Regions from separate parts of the Homo sapiens genome. Here region 1 is linked to region 2. The links are chromatin contacts, found by Hi-C or POLR2A ChIA-PET in ENCODE. All regions are on one chromosome and are shown on one strand. Each heading gives the region's core, a stretch centred on a gene start or an enhancer-like site at or near the end of the contact. The rest is flanking DNA. Distances are from core to core; before and after follow the strand shown.

What was found. Hi-C counts contacts between places; a loop is a spot of excess contacts on that map. ChIA-PET counts read pairs that join two places held with the same protein, here RNA polymerase II (POLR2A). Pooled maps may share reads with other maps.
Region 1: a pooled map shows a loop between it and region 2 (2.5-fold over the local background). The contact joins two enhancer-like sites. A Hi-C loop is called at or near these places in 1 of 168 maps with a recorded cell type or tissue (A673) and 3 of 50 pooled maps. POLR2A ChIA-PET finds 5 or more read pairs at or near these places in 3 of 52 experiments (CD8-positive, alpha-beta T cell, OCI-LY7 and T-cell).

The regions. Positions count from the first base shown.
Region 1 is chr12:71,866,516-71,874,108 of GRCh38, reverse strand. It overlaps TBC1D15 (TBC1 domain family member 15), which reads right to left. Exons shown (of 17, transcript NM_001146213.3): 2 at 1,941-2,039; 3 at 1,106-1,180. Among named protein-coding and RNA genes, the nearest start is that of TBC1D15, 31 kb to the right of the region's middle. Within about 2 kb of position 3,492, at least 4 of the 41 ENCODE cell types and tissues checked have a DNase peak (open chromatin) inside an H3K27ac peak, as active enhancers do.
Region 2 is chr12:71,775,051-71,782,079 of GRCh38, reverse strand. RAB21 (RAB21, member RAS oncogene family) reads right to left here. Exons shown (of 7, transcript NM_014999.4): 5 at 1-49. Among named protein-coding and RNA genes, the nearest start is that of RAB21, 24 kb to the right of the region's middle. Within about 2 kb of position 1,664, at least 4 of the 41 ENCODE cell types and tissues checked have a DNase peak (open chromatin) inside an H3K27ac peak, as active enhancers do.

The DNA of each region.
Region 1 (7,593 bases), core at 2,243-4,742, 90 kb before region 2:
CAAGTAATCAAGTTAAAATGAGATTATCAGGATGGGCCCTAATCCAATATGACTAATGTCCTTATAAAAAGGGGATTAACAGACAGATAGACATGAACAAATGGAAGATGATGTGAAAACACACAGAGGACACCATCTACAAACCAAGGAATGTCTGAGGCTACTAGAAATTAGCAGACAGGCAACAGATTCTCCCTAACAGCCCTCAGAAGAAACCAATCCTGCTAATACCTTGATTGCTGACTTCTAGTCTCCAGAACTGAGAGACAATAAATTAAGACTGTTCTAAGCCACCCAGTTTGTGATGATTTGTTTACAGTAGCCCTAGGAAACAAATAGAACTTCATATCCACTAGGTTTACTAAAATTAAAAAGATAATAACAAGTGTTGATGAGGATGTAGACAAATTGGAATCCTCATATACTGCTGGATTAGAAAATGATGCAGCTGCTCTGAAAAAGTGTGGCAGTTCCCCCAAATGTTAAACACACAATTATAAAACCCAGTAATTCTACTCCTAGGTATATACTCAAGAGAAATAAAAACATGTTCACACAAAAAACCTGCACATGAATGCTCACAGCAGCATTATATATATTAGCCCCAAAGTGAAAACAACCCAAATGTCCATCAATTGATGAATAAAACTGTGATATATACACTATTAGACAAAACAATGGTATACACAATATTATTCATCAAAAACAAAAGGACCATACATGCTATGTAACACAGATGAACCTTGAAAACCTTATGCAAAGTGAACGAAGCCAGTCACAAAAAAAAACACTACATTATTACATGACTCCATTTATACGAAATGTCTAGAACAGGCAAATCCTTAGAGACAGAAAGTAGATTAGTGATTGCCAGTGACTGAAAGTAGGTGAAATGAGGGGTTAACTGCTGACAGAGTTCTGGAGGGTGATGAAAATGTTCTAAAATTAGATACTGGTGGATGGCTGCACAACTCTGTAAATATGCTAAAAACCACTGAATTGTATGCTTTAAAAGGATGCATTTTATGGTATGTGAATTATATATGGATAATACTGTTATTTTTTAAATGGCATTCCCTTAGTAACACATTTTTTTCTTAAATACCTTTCTAGCATAGAGAATACTAGAGGAATCTAATGCATCATCCAATGGTCTCCAGTCCACTATTACTTCGGCATCCTAGAGAAAGAAATTATGAACTATATTTAATATTCAGCAATATGTTATTCTTAATTATTTTATTCCCTGAACCCAAAATAAAATTTCAGCCTCTTAAATATCTACATTTTAAATATGCTAACATCATATGTAAATCAAAAATGTTACATAGATTTTTCAAATTCTGCCTACTTTTCATCATGAAAAATTTATATTGCTACAACTTCTACGTAAGTTTTAGAATATTCCATGTCATTTTATCTAAAGTACAGACGGTCCCTGACTCATGATGGTTTGACTCAGGATTTTTTTGTAATAGGATGGTGTAAAAGCAATGCACATGCAGTAGAAATCATACTTCAGGTAACCACAGAAACACTGTTTTTCACTTTCAGCACAGTATTCAATTCATTACATGAGATAATCAACACTTGATTATAAAACAGGCTTTATGTTAGATAATTTTGCCCAACTGTAGGCTAATGTAAGTGTTCTAAGCACGTTTAAGGAAATTAAGCTATGATGTCCAGTAAGTTAGGTGTATTAAATGCATTTTTGATAAACAATATCTTCAATTTATGATGGGTTTATCAAGACATAACCCCATCATAAGTCAAGGAGCGTGTGTTTGACTATTACATCATTTCGGTGTTAAATTTACAATTACTGTTCAATTACATAATTGTATCTTACACATGAAATTCAAACTTTCTGATAATTCTCCAAAGATGAATCACTACCATAAACTATTATTAAATAAAATCATTTACTAGAAACTTACCTTTTCTAAAACACGTAATATTCCTGAAATCAAGCCGTCTTGGTCATTGGTCTTTCCACAAGATGAGTGAATATATACTCCTTCTTGTTCATATATAATCTAAAACAGCAAAAATAAAGTTAGTCACATAATTTCTATTGAGTACTATTTTAACATGTTAAAATATTAAGATATATTTTCTTATCATACTTGGCCAAGTTTCTGATTATTTCATATATAAATGTATTATTTAAAAAAATACCTCTCAGAGTTAACAGCACTTCAATCAAGCAAACATAAACTGGAATTAATTCTGCTTTGTTAATGCATGAAAGTTTATCAGATTCGTGATAATCACAATCTTGATCTTCTACTTAAACAAAGATGTCAGACTAATTGCAACAAGTCTCAATATTTAAATTCCACCTAAAATTTATATTTTTTGCCAGATGCAGTGGCACATGCCAGTAGTCCCAACTACCTGGGAGGCTGGGCTTGAGCCCAGGAGTTCAAGGTTGTAGGGTGCTATGACTGCACCTGTTAATAGCCACTGCACTCCAGCCTGGACAATACTGCAAGAACTCATCTCTATAAAAAATCAAAAAAATAAGTATTTTTTTTTCATGAGCATTAAGGAAAATACTGAGCTCGAATTGAAAATGCACTTGAAAATATCTAAGAATAAGAACAAATGAAACACAATGAGGAATCAATCCTTTCTAACTATTCCCATAATAGCACATTTTTACTGTAAGATCATTTTGGCGTGTTTTTGAAACACCATGGCATAGAAATTCGGGAAATAATACAGGAATTTTAAAGAGCAGTGATGAGAACAAAAATAAACAGAGTAGTGATGGAGACTCCTAGAAATGACTCACTAACTCAATTTCACAATATTAACTGAGTGCTTCTATATGTAAAAAGCACATAAAAGACCAAAAGTACATGAAGATGATAAAGACATAATCCTTGAATAAATTCCTATGGGAATATAGGGGAGACTTAAGTTAACTCCTAAGTAAGTTTAAACATTTAAGGTTAAGCCTCATTTTTCATAGACATAATGTTATAAATTGAGATTCCATTCTTGAGACCCATTTCAAACCATTTAAAAATTTTTTTAATTATGAAAATAAGTAAAAAACAGTCACTTCTAGACCTAAGAACTTTTCACATATATAAGTCTGGTCAATAGTGTATATTATTCTATTTCTGTAGACCTTTTATTAATATTAGTCTTCAGAATATCATGGGTCAGCAATGCAAGACAAGCACTATCAGAGTCTATCACTCCTTCATTCATAAATGTAAATAGGTATGTATCTTCCTGTTTTTAGCTAACATTTACGGAACACTTATACACTAGGAACTCCTTATATTGTAACTTAATCCTTACAACCACCCTAAATCACAGATTATATAACTACATTCTACTACATCATTGGGATGAGAAGCCCATTTGTGTGAATAAGACAACTGAAAGTGGTGAAATAACTGCCCAAATGAGGCAAATAATAACCGGTGGTGATGAAACTGAAACCCAAGGAGTCTGACAACAGAAAACTGCGCTCTTAGCCACTACATTATAAAGGTTCCACATTACTTTTACTGCCTCTCTCGGATGTGTTATGTTAATCAACTGTGATATGGACTTATGTCAGGAAACAGTCTTTTAAGTAATTAAGATCACCAAGGAAGTTTTGATTTCAAAAACCTAAGTAAGATGGCCTTTCCTGAAATAGCTGTTAAGCATCAGACCAGCATATAAACAGAAGCTTACATGGGGATAGGATGAGCTGAGAAAGGGTGGGAGATAATTCTATACTGTTTGTACAGAGATGAAAAATTTTAAAGCCTACAGATAAATGTACAAAAATATGCATAAGAATATTCACAGCAGTATTATTTATAATGTTAGAGGAAGGAGAAGGAGGAGAAGGGGAGGAGGAAAGGGAGGGTATGCATCTAAATATTCACAAATAGGAAAATTATCAAATATATCCTGGGATATCCATTCTTTGGGGGATACTATTCTGGAGTTATAGGATGAGGCAGATTAAATGGATGGGGAAACAGACAATGCACACAGAAAAATCATCATGTATATATAGTATGCTGACATTTACACTTTTATGAAGTTTCTATCTGTGTGAAATATACAGAACAAATTCTGGGAGGATACTTTAAGGTATTAACAAAGACTACTTCAGGAGAGTAGGATGAGAAAAGGTTGAAACAGGAACTGTTAACTTTCTATGTTAATGCCTCTGACTTATTTGAATATTTCAAAGCGAAAATATAGTCATATATTTAAAAATAATTTTAAAGAGTAACATGAAAAAAGGAAAGTCCAGAAGTATAAACTAAATTTTCTAGACTTCAGTTTATCAAACAGGAGGGTGAACCAGATGCTCATACCTAGGAACACAAAAAAAGATATGAAAAATGGAAAAGAAATCCCTTAAAATCTCCACCTTCTGCAATACAATTTTATTAACTTTAGTCTGCATGTTGTACATTAGATCTCTAGACTTGTTCAGCATATGTATCTATTTTCTATCCTTTGACCTACATCTCTCCATTTCCTAGCAACCCTGACTAGTGGTAACCACTGTTTAATTCTCTGTACTTGAGTTTTGTTTTGTTTTGTTTTGTTTTGTTTTTGAGACACAGTTTTGCTCTGTTGCCCAGGCTGGAGTGCAGTGGCACAATTTCAGCTCACTGCAACCTCTGCCTCCCAGGTTCAAGTGATTCTCCTGCCTCAGCCTCCCGAGTAGCTGGGATTACAAGCATGCACCACCATGCCCGACTAATTTTTCTGTTTTTAGTAGAGATGGGGTTTCACCACGTTGGCCACGCTGGTCTCAAACTCCTGACCTCAGGTGACCTGCCCACCTTGGCCTCTCAAAGTGCTGGGATTACAGGCATGAGCCACAGCACCCAGCCCTGAGTTGTTTTTTTAATTATACATATTCCACATATAGGTGAAATCCCACAATTATTTTTCCTTCCGTATCTGCTTATTTCACATAGCATAATGCTATCCTCCAGTTAAATAAGTAGATTTTAGCTGCTGTTGTCACAAAAAAGTAACTATGTGAGATGACAAATATGTTCATCTAATTCACTACAGTAACCATTTTACTATCTGTATGTATCCCATAATATGTTGTAAACCTCAAATGTACATAATAAAATTTATTTTAAAAAAGATATTGAGAAAAAATATTCTCAAGTTTTTGTGACAAATGGATCAGAGACATACTCAGAAATAACACTTCAGCATATTTTCACGTAAGACTCAGCTAGTAGAATAGTCGGGAACTTCCTAACTCTCATAGTGGAAAAAGAGACACTCATTTGGCAAGAAAAGCTTGCTATCATTAACAATGCAATCTAAGGTTCTATGATACCATTAACACTAAAGAGATTCTAGAACTTTAACAAGGTGAACCCTATACAATCAAATAAAACACTTTACCTTATTTAGGCACATTAAGCAACTCTTCCTCTTACATTTGTTGGTTAAGTGTTGCCTATTTTTTTTCACTTAAGAAAAAGTTGAAAGAGTTTCCTAAGTAGTTTAGCTGGGGAAATAATAAGAATTAAAGTGACAGACACCTTACAAAAAAGTCAAAGCTGGCCGGGCACAGTGGCTCACACCTGTAATCCCAGCACTTTGGGAGGCCGAGGTGGGTGGATCACGAGGTCAGGAGATCGAGACCGTCCTGGCTAACACGGTGAAACCTCGTCTCTACTAAAAAATAGAAAAAATTATCCGGGCATGGTGGCGGGTGCCTGTAGTCCCAGCTACTCGGGAGGCTGAGGCAGGAGAATGGAGTGAACCCAGGATGCAGAGCTTGCGGTGAGCCGAGATCGTGCTACCGCACTCAAGCCTGGGAGACAGAGCGAGACTCCGTCTCGAGAAAAAAAAAAAAAAAAAAAAGTCAAAGCTGCACTCATTCTGTATTCTGTGTTCCTCAACTCTTCAGCCCTTTTTGAGGAACAAATTATACATCCCAAAACTCCTAATTCCAAACCACATTTATACTGTCTTCAGAAAGAAGTCATGTTTAGCTTTCTAATTTTGAAGGGTGTGATGTTAACTGATACAAAGTAACACTTCTGTCAGAAATGGCAAATAAAATTAATAAATTTATTAATTTGTAATAGCTACTAAATCTTACAAAGTCTTATATTTTATAAGACTTAAGGGCACAGGAAAAAAATAGTTGCATTGGTACATAATTTACTTCCAATATAAAATCACTTAGTGATAATTGTTTTAACTTAAATATAGGTTGAGCATCCTTAATCCAAAAATCTTAAATCTGAAATGCTCCAAAATTTGTGCACCAGCTTCAAGCTCAAAGGAAATGGACCTTGGAACACTTCCTTGGCTGGGTACGGTGGCTCACGCCTGTAATCCCAGCACTTTGGAAGGCCAAAATGAGAGGACTGCTTGAGCCCAGGAGTTCCAGACCAGCCTGGGCAACAAAGTAAGATCCTGTCTCTAAAGAATAAATAAATGATTTTTTGTTTTTAATGAACACTTTGTGGATTTCAGGTATTTGGAGTGGGGATCCTCCACCAGTATACTGCAAATATTCCAAAATTCAGAACACTTTTGGGTCCCCAGTTTTGAATAAGGGATAATCAACCTGTAGCACCTTGTTTCCAAAGTACCCTGATCTCACTTAAATCCTCACAGCCACCCTGAATAAGTCAAAACCAGTATTGTTATCTACATCTCTATTTTATGAAAAGAATAAATTGAGGAAAGAACTGCCAGGAAATCTGTAATCCAGTCTTTCCTTGGATAAATATGTGGTCTTCAGTAAAGTCACCAATCACAGATTTCCTGACACATTCATCCATTAAATCATAACTGTTATTGCCTAAAGAAACTACCAGAAAATTTCCACATGGCTTCCCTAGAGGACAACAGTTCCTGAAATGGCTTAAATGCAGAAAACAATGCTGCTTCAGAACTAAAAACCAATTTTTAAATGTCTACATTTATAAACCAATGCAGGAGCATTTGGCCTTTAAACAAAAACCCTTACTCTCATCTGAACTCCTAAATATTCTACACAAGAAGCTTAACCCTTTTCATATCATCTTGGTTTAGATCATTCATTGAATATTGTAGTCCTTCAATCTATTTTTTAAGGGTGTGATCTTATGTTTTATTCATATGACATATCTGTTCATCACCCTAATGTCTAAGCACATGTGTTTATTAAAATACAAAAATCACAACTCTCAAATACCAACTATTTTAAATAGCCCAAAATACAAAAACAGAAGTCCAGAGACTGGTGTCAGCAAGATGGTCGTCTAGAAGGCCCTAGGGCTCATCTCTCCCCAACCCGCAACAAGCAACCAAAACAATGAACAAACAACTACATTTTAACAAAAATAACTGAGGAGACAGGCCAGGCACAGTGGCTCATGCCTGTAATCCCAGCACTTTGAGAGGTCGAGGCAGGAGGACTGGTTGAGCCTAGGAGTTCATAACTAGCCTGGGCAACATAAGCAAGACTCTGTCTCTAAAAATAAAAATAATAACTGAGGGAGAGCACTAGAGTGCATCATAGGAATAACAGAAACCCTTGTGAGCACACAGAAACTCAGGATGGCCACATAGAGAAACAAGGAAATATTGGGA
Region 2 (7,029 bases), core at 415-2,914:
GCTTCTTGAATGGAAACATGTCTCTCCTTTTCCAAGTCTATTTTATTACCTATTTTGAAAAAAGTAAATATTTATCTTTATACTGATTTATTTTCATAACAAAATTAAGCCAATTCTAAATATAAAATTGCCATTTTAATTACCAGCAAAAATAATGCAAATCCCCACCAGACTTCTAATGTCTTGAAATTATAAAGTTAAGCCTTGTGATCTGAGGGTTGATCATGCCTCATCCTCCTTCAAATGACTCAATTCATACCTTTCCTGAATCTGCAGCCTCTGACAAAGAAAACAACTTTTCCAAAGAGACAGGCACTCTTTTTTGATTTTGGGGGATACCAGAGACCTAGAGATAAACCTATGATTCTTAGGCAAGTGTAAATGATCAAAAGTAAGAGCAAAATTTTCTACAGTTCCCATTAACTTAGAGCCGGTCAATAAGTATGGCTATCTTAGTGTTTACTAAAATATATTAATCTAGCCTCTTGGATCCTACAAGTATTTTGGTTTCCTGGATGATATAAACCAGTTAAAGTAAAAATTAAAGTGTACAGATTTTTAAGTACTCCACAATCATAAGGGGAAAAACTGTATTCTCTTTTTTTTTTTTTTTGACGGAGTCTCGCTCTGTCACCCAGGCTGGAGTGCAGTGGCGCCATCTCGGCTCACTGCAAGCTCCGCCTCCCGGGTTCACGCCATTCTCCTGCCTCAGCCTCCTGAGTAGCTGGGACTACAGGTGCCTGCCACCACGCCTGGCTAATTTTTTGTATTTTTAGTAGAGATGGGGTTTCACTGTGTTAGCCAGGATGGTCTCGAACTCCTGACCTCGTGATCCGCCTGCCTCGGCCTCCCAAAGTGCTAGGATTACAGGCTTGAGCCACCGCGCCCGGCCGGAAAAACTGTATTCTTTGTTTAAAAAACAATTTTAGTGAGTTATTAAAACTTAATATATGTATATCATGCAGATTTAAATTATAAGTTTAGCTCTCCTTAAACAACAGAACCAAGCTGGGATTATACTTTTAAAAAAAGCCATCAGAACAAAAATGAAGAAACTGCAAAATACTGATTCCTTGAACTTAAGATGAGTTGGCTGGACACCCAGAGTGCTAAAGGTAATAAAAACAGTAGATAACGATAAGGAAAAATACCCTATGGAAGGACACTTCAAACAAACATTTTTATTCTTCTACTATGGCTTTTAGGGAGAAAAGAGAAATCTTATAAATAAGGTTACTTTTTTTCTTGGAACCATATAGATTCTAGGAGACAATTTCAGATAAATTTCAGATAAGGCATTGAAATAAGCACCCAATAAAAGATAAAATGTTTAGCACTGAGGTGGACAAGTCCAAAGGTTCTATATACTGAGGACCTCGAATAATCTGAGAACCTAGTTGCTGGCAACTGCAAGAAACTATCTGCCACCATAGCCTAAGAATCAGAGAGAGGGAAGCAGACAACACTAAAGCTCAGTGGATACCAACAAATTCAGTAACAAACTCTTCCTTCTTTGAACAGCTATCTACCACAGCAAGAAGTTTCATATTAGTTCTAACTTCCTACATTATATTTGTCATTGGAAATTTTAATTAGCTAAATATGACAATGTCTGACAGTAACCAGAGGAAAAACCGTCGTGTTATTCTGTAAAGAATGCAAAAAGCACCACCTGGTGGCCAGTGGCTCCAACAAACAGGAAAAAGATTCTGCCTCACAAAGGCAAAATAAGATAGTCTCCTACTAAAAGTAGCAATATTAATTTTGCTTCAATTACCTAAAACCCTATGGAATTTTTTTCTAGGTATTTAATGGCTCATGTTCCAAATTCCATCAATATCATCAATACCTATAAAAAGAGTGAAGAGAGGAAAAGCAGGCAATCACCTTACTGCCTCAAATGAACATTTAGGAGAAATAATTCAGACACTGCTTTATTATTTGATAATATTTTAAATGACTAATTTTAATAAATCAGGCCATTAATAAATAGCTATCTTAATAACCTATTATTTTAAACTTAAAATATTTTAAATCTAAATAACTATTATTTCTTTGAATAATCAGTGTTCACAATGGATTGACAGCACAGAATACATTGCAGAAACCTGACTGGCTAGTGACTGACCTCTTTCCAAAGCTCAAAAACCCTTTTAGTTTCTATATTTTTTCAAAAGCAAGACAGCTAAGGAGTAAGGCTTTGAGACTCATATCTGCTTCAATACTACTGTGCAGCTACATACGGAACTTTCTGATAGGCTTAAAACACCTGAAAACAAGGACAATAACCAAAGCAAGCACCTACTTAAAAGTATAGTACTATAAAGAATTAAAAACATAAACAAATAGGCTGACACTATTGGAAAGGGAGGGAAAAAGCTACCCTCTAAGTTAAGCAGATCTTCCTTAAAAATACATATTTGAATTAAGAACATAGAAGGGGCATGTCCACTGCTAAGGGCAAATGGCCTAATGATATAGAACTAGAATCATATTATGCTTAGACTGAATGGTTGTGGGGCACAGTGGAAAGAAGCTTTCAGAAAGCTTTTAAATGTGATAAAACTTGTTTTTAAGTCCTTGCTTACTCCATAACTGTAATTTTTTTTTTGTTTTACCTTTTTTTGAGACAGGGTCTTGCTCTGTCACTCAGGTTGGAATGCAGTGGCGTGAACACGGCTCTCTGCAGCCTCCACCTCCCGGGCTCAAGCGATTCTCCTGCCTCAGCCCCGAGTGGGACTACAGGCACACACCACCGCATCTGGCTAATTTTTGTATTTTTTTGTAGAGATGGGGTTTTGCCATGTTGCTAGGCTGGTCTCAAACTCCTGGACTCAAGCAGTCTGCCCACCTTGGTCTCCCTAAATGCTCGGATTAAAGGCCAGAGTCACCACGCCTGGCCATAACTGTAATATTTTGGACAAATTAGTTAACCTCTGTTAGTCTCACTGTACGCATGTGTCGCTAACAAACCTTGCAGGGTTGATGTGAAAATAAGATATATGTAAAAGGCCTAGCATATACTATATGCTCAATAAGGAACAGTTATTAATATTAATGACATTCATCACAGTGAATGATCAAATGGAAAGTCAATATTGTTGTAAGACAATTAAAGTCCATGACAGGTAATACAAACTTACTCCTGACCTCAAATGATCCGCCTGCTTCAGCCTCCCAAAGTGCTGGGATTACAGGGGTGAGCCACCACGCCTTGCAGGTAACGCACTCTACCATCATCCTACTGGCTTCATCTAGCTAACTTAGTTTATCCAACACTTGGTCTAGGAAATGTTCCCTTATCTCCCCCTTGCACCCCAAATCTAGTTTGTTTGCTTTTGTGCTCTCATAGCACTCCATTCTGCATTTCCCTTCCATAGCATTTATTATAACATATAATAGTAGCTTGTTTTCCTCTCTTTTTCCACACAAGAGACTCTGGGAGGACAAGAACCGTATCTATTTTGTTTACTTATTCACTACACTATTCCCAAAGCCTGGCACATAGTAAGCAATGAAGTGTTTATTAAGGATATGGGCTTGAAGTGGCAGGCAGATCTGAGTTAAAATCCCAGGTCTACTTCTAACAAACTATGTGACTTTGGGAAGTTTCAAGGTCTCTAAGCACATTTTTTCATCTGTAAAATGAAATGGTCTTCCCCTCAGCATTGTCAGGAGGCTTAAATGAAGTAAAAAATGTGTACTTAAAACAGTGCCTGGCACTCAGTAAATGGTGACTACGATTAATAATAAATATTTGTTCAAGAAACATACAAATATTAAGGATAGACTAGATGCAGAATACTATCAACCACAGCCAAGGGTGCCTATCAATGGATTAATGACAACCTAGAGGAAAAAGTCTCTGCTATTGAAACATGTGGTTCTCTATTACTGGTTAGCACATGGATATCAGGGACTTAGATAAGGATCTAGGAGGTTAAGTATTCAATTTACACATGAAAATGCTAGTAGACTGTATATCAAACATAAAGATTCAAAAACATGACAAACTGAAATTTCTACTTAGCTTTAAATAGTTACATGAGAACAAGCTGGGAAACATCTGGCTGAATAGCAATACTTATAAAAAAGGACTTGAGATTTTAGATAACTATAACCTATGTAAAAGAGACTAGTTGACATGTCTGCTAAAAAATTTAAGCAATCTCAGGCAATCCTGATAGAAGGCCAGTGTGAGGAGAGAGACAGGGTCTATAAGAACATACTAGCTCAACAACATTTGGATTCTATGGTTTATTTCCAAGTGTGGGAGACATACTGACACAATAAAATAAACCTAGGAGAGAAAATGATCAGGATGATCAGAATGTCTGGAAGGTAGGCCACATAAAAAAACAGCTGATCTAGAGAATTTAAGACTTAAAGTGAGCCGTTTAAGTAGTCTTCAAATGCTTGAAAGGTTATCTTATGTAAAGAGAAAAGAATGAATTCTTGTCAAATGTTTACCTCTATGCCAAGTATTTTTCAAATCATTATATAATCTTCATCATAACCCTGAGAAGTAGTAGTATTATTTCAAAGTTACTAATAAAACAGAAGAGAGAATAAACACTGAACTACTACAACAGAGAATAAAAATCAAGAAGTGGGAAAAACAATGCAAATGTCCATCAATAGCAAAACAGATAAACTGTGGAGTATTCATAGATTAAAGTATTAGACAGCAATCAGAATAAAATGAACAACTATATACAACATAAAGGAATCGTAGGCACATAATGTAAAGTCAAAAAAGCCAGACCCAAAAAGAGTTAATATTATATGATTCCATTTATATAAAATTCAAAACAAAACTAATTCATGCAGTAAAAAGGATAGTGACGGGGGTGGGGAATGGTGAGGGGAAAACAACTGTGAGTGTTGGGATGAAAAAGCAACACAACTCAGGGTCCTTAGGTACTGCTTACACCGTGCAATTTTCATTTTGTGAAAATTATGTTATTGAAGATTTGTACACTTTTCTGTACATATAATGAAAAACTCACTTTAAAAATCAGTTAAGTGAAGGATACAGGGAGTATGATTTCAGCTAAATGTGAAGAAAAATTCGTTTATTGCACTGTGTCAGAAAAAATAAGTTGTTCTCCAACACCAGCGTGTATGTACACTAAATCAGAATTAACAGCACACAGTGCCTGGTACAAAGAAGCCACTCAAAAATACTTGTAGAAGGAAGAAAGATGGGGTGAAAAGAAGGAATTAATTCTTAGTCCCATCCATAGAGATTTTGATTTAGTGTATCTGTAACGAGGCCCAAAATACTTTTTTTTTAATCCTTTAAGTTATCCTAATAAGTTTGGGAAAAGTAGTAAATAAGCTCTCAGAATTCTTTTTTTTTTTTTTAAACGGGAGACTGGAGTTTTATTATTACTCAAATCAGTCCCTAAGTTCTCAGAATTCTCCCAACTCTGAATTCCAAGTAAAATTCCATGTCACACTTGTCAACAGAAGAAAGTGAGAGCTTTCTATACTTCACACTAATAATTAATAAACATTATATAATATTAAATGGGGTATTTGACCCTACCTGAGGCAATAGGCTACCAGATCCAATATTCCTAAAACGTCTTATAATATGAACATTAAAAATATACACTATATAAACATTTTTAAAGAAACCAATTCACTATCTGGCAACCACTCTCTCTGATGCTCCAGTGAAAGTATCTTCCCTGAGGTTCAATTTAATGTTATGCCTTCAACTTTTAGAGAGGGGCAACATAAAAGGTACTTCATTGAACATTAAAAAAAAACAAACACACTTTAAACTATTCATGAGCTTGTTTAACTTAGATGATTTTTTAAATGTTACTTTGTGACCTTGGTCAAGTAACAAGCTCTTGGGGTTTCCTTGACTTTATGTATGTGTTAGTAATTTCTATCTTCAGAAAGATGATCAGAATCCCAAAATATTAAATCTTCAGTCATTCATCTACTGTGGCCACTTCCACTCCTAGTAAGTCCATATACCACACAAAGTTACACAAAACTCAGTACTGATTAGCTGTAGCTTTGGTTCCAAATCTCCAAGTAGCCTACTACTTCAGTGTTCCAGTCTGAAATATTCCTGCCTAGCCTAACATCTAGCATCTAGACCAAAACGCAGGGGAAATCATCTCGCTTTTTTCCCCCAAGACTTGCCCCTGATCTGGTACTATAAAGCTACCAATGTAATGGTGGCAAGAGATAAGAAATGTAAACTCAAGTTAAAAAAAATTCTTGGCCGGGTGCAGTGGCTCACGCCTGTAATCCTAGCCCTTTGGGAGGCTGAGGCGGGTGGGTCATGAGGTCAGGAGTTTGAGAACAGCCTGGCCAATATGGTGAAACCCTGTCTCTACTAAAAATACAAAAATTAGCTGGGCGTGGTGGTGCGTGCCTGTAGTCCCAGCTGCTCGGGAGGCTGAGGGAGGAGAATCGCTTGAACCCAGGAGGCGGAGGTTGCAGTGAGCTGAGATCACACCACTGCATTCCAGCCTGGGTGACAGAGCGAGACTCCGTCTCAAGAAAAAAAAAATTCTTAAGGCTAAAAGCAGAATTTGCCCAAACTGACCATTCCATTCTTTCATTTCCCCAGATACTACCCTTGTCTTCCACTGAAATGATCCTACCCTGGCTTCTCCCATATTGCTTTTAATATTATCAGGTATGTAGAAAGAAAGCGAGAAAACAGCATGAGGCTATACATCTTAAGGATTAGTAACCTAAGAGTCAGAACGACTTCATTTCAAATCCCATCTCTGAAAGCTACCTGACACTGGGCAAGTTATTATCTCCAGGACTCACCTTCCTCTATAAAACCCTCATAGGATTATGAGGATTACATGAGATAATGTCTGTGAGTACACAGCACAGTGTTTAGTATACTTTTATTGTTCAATACTTGTGATATCACAGAAATAATAATCTAAAGAAAAAGGGAACCAAAGAGAAATTCCAGAAGTCCAAAAGTGAGTTGCAGAGTTCCTTTATACCCATTAGGAATATTCCTCCACCCTGGGATCATGA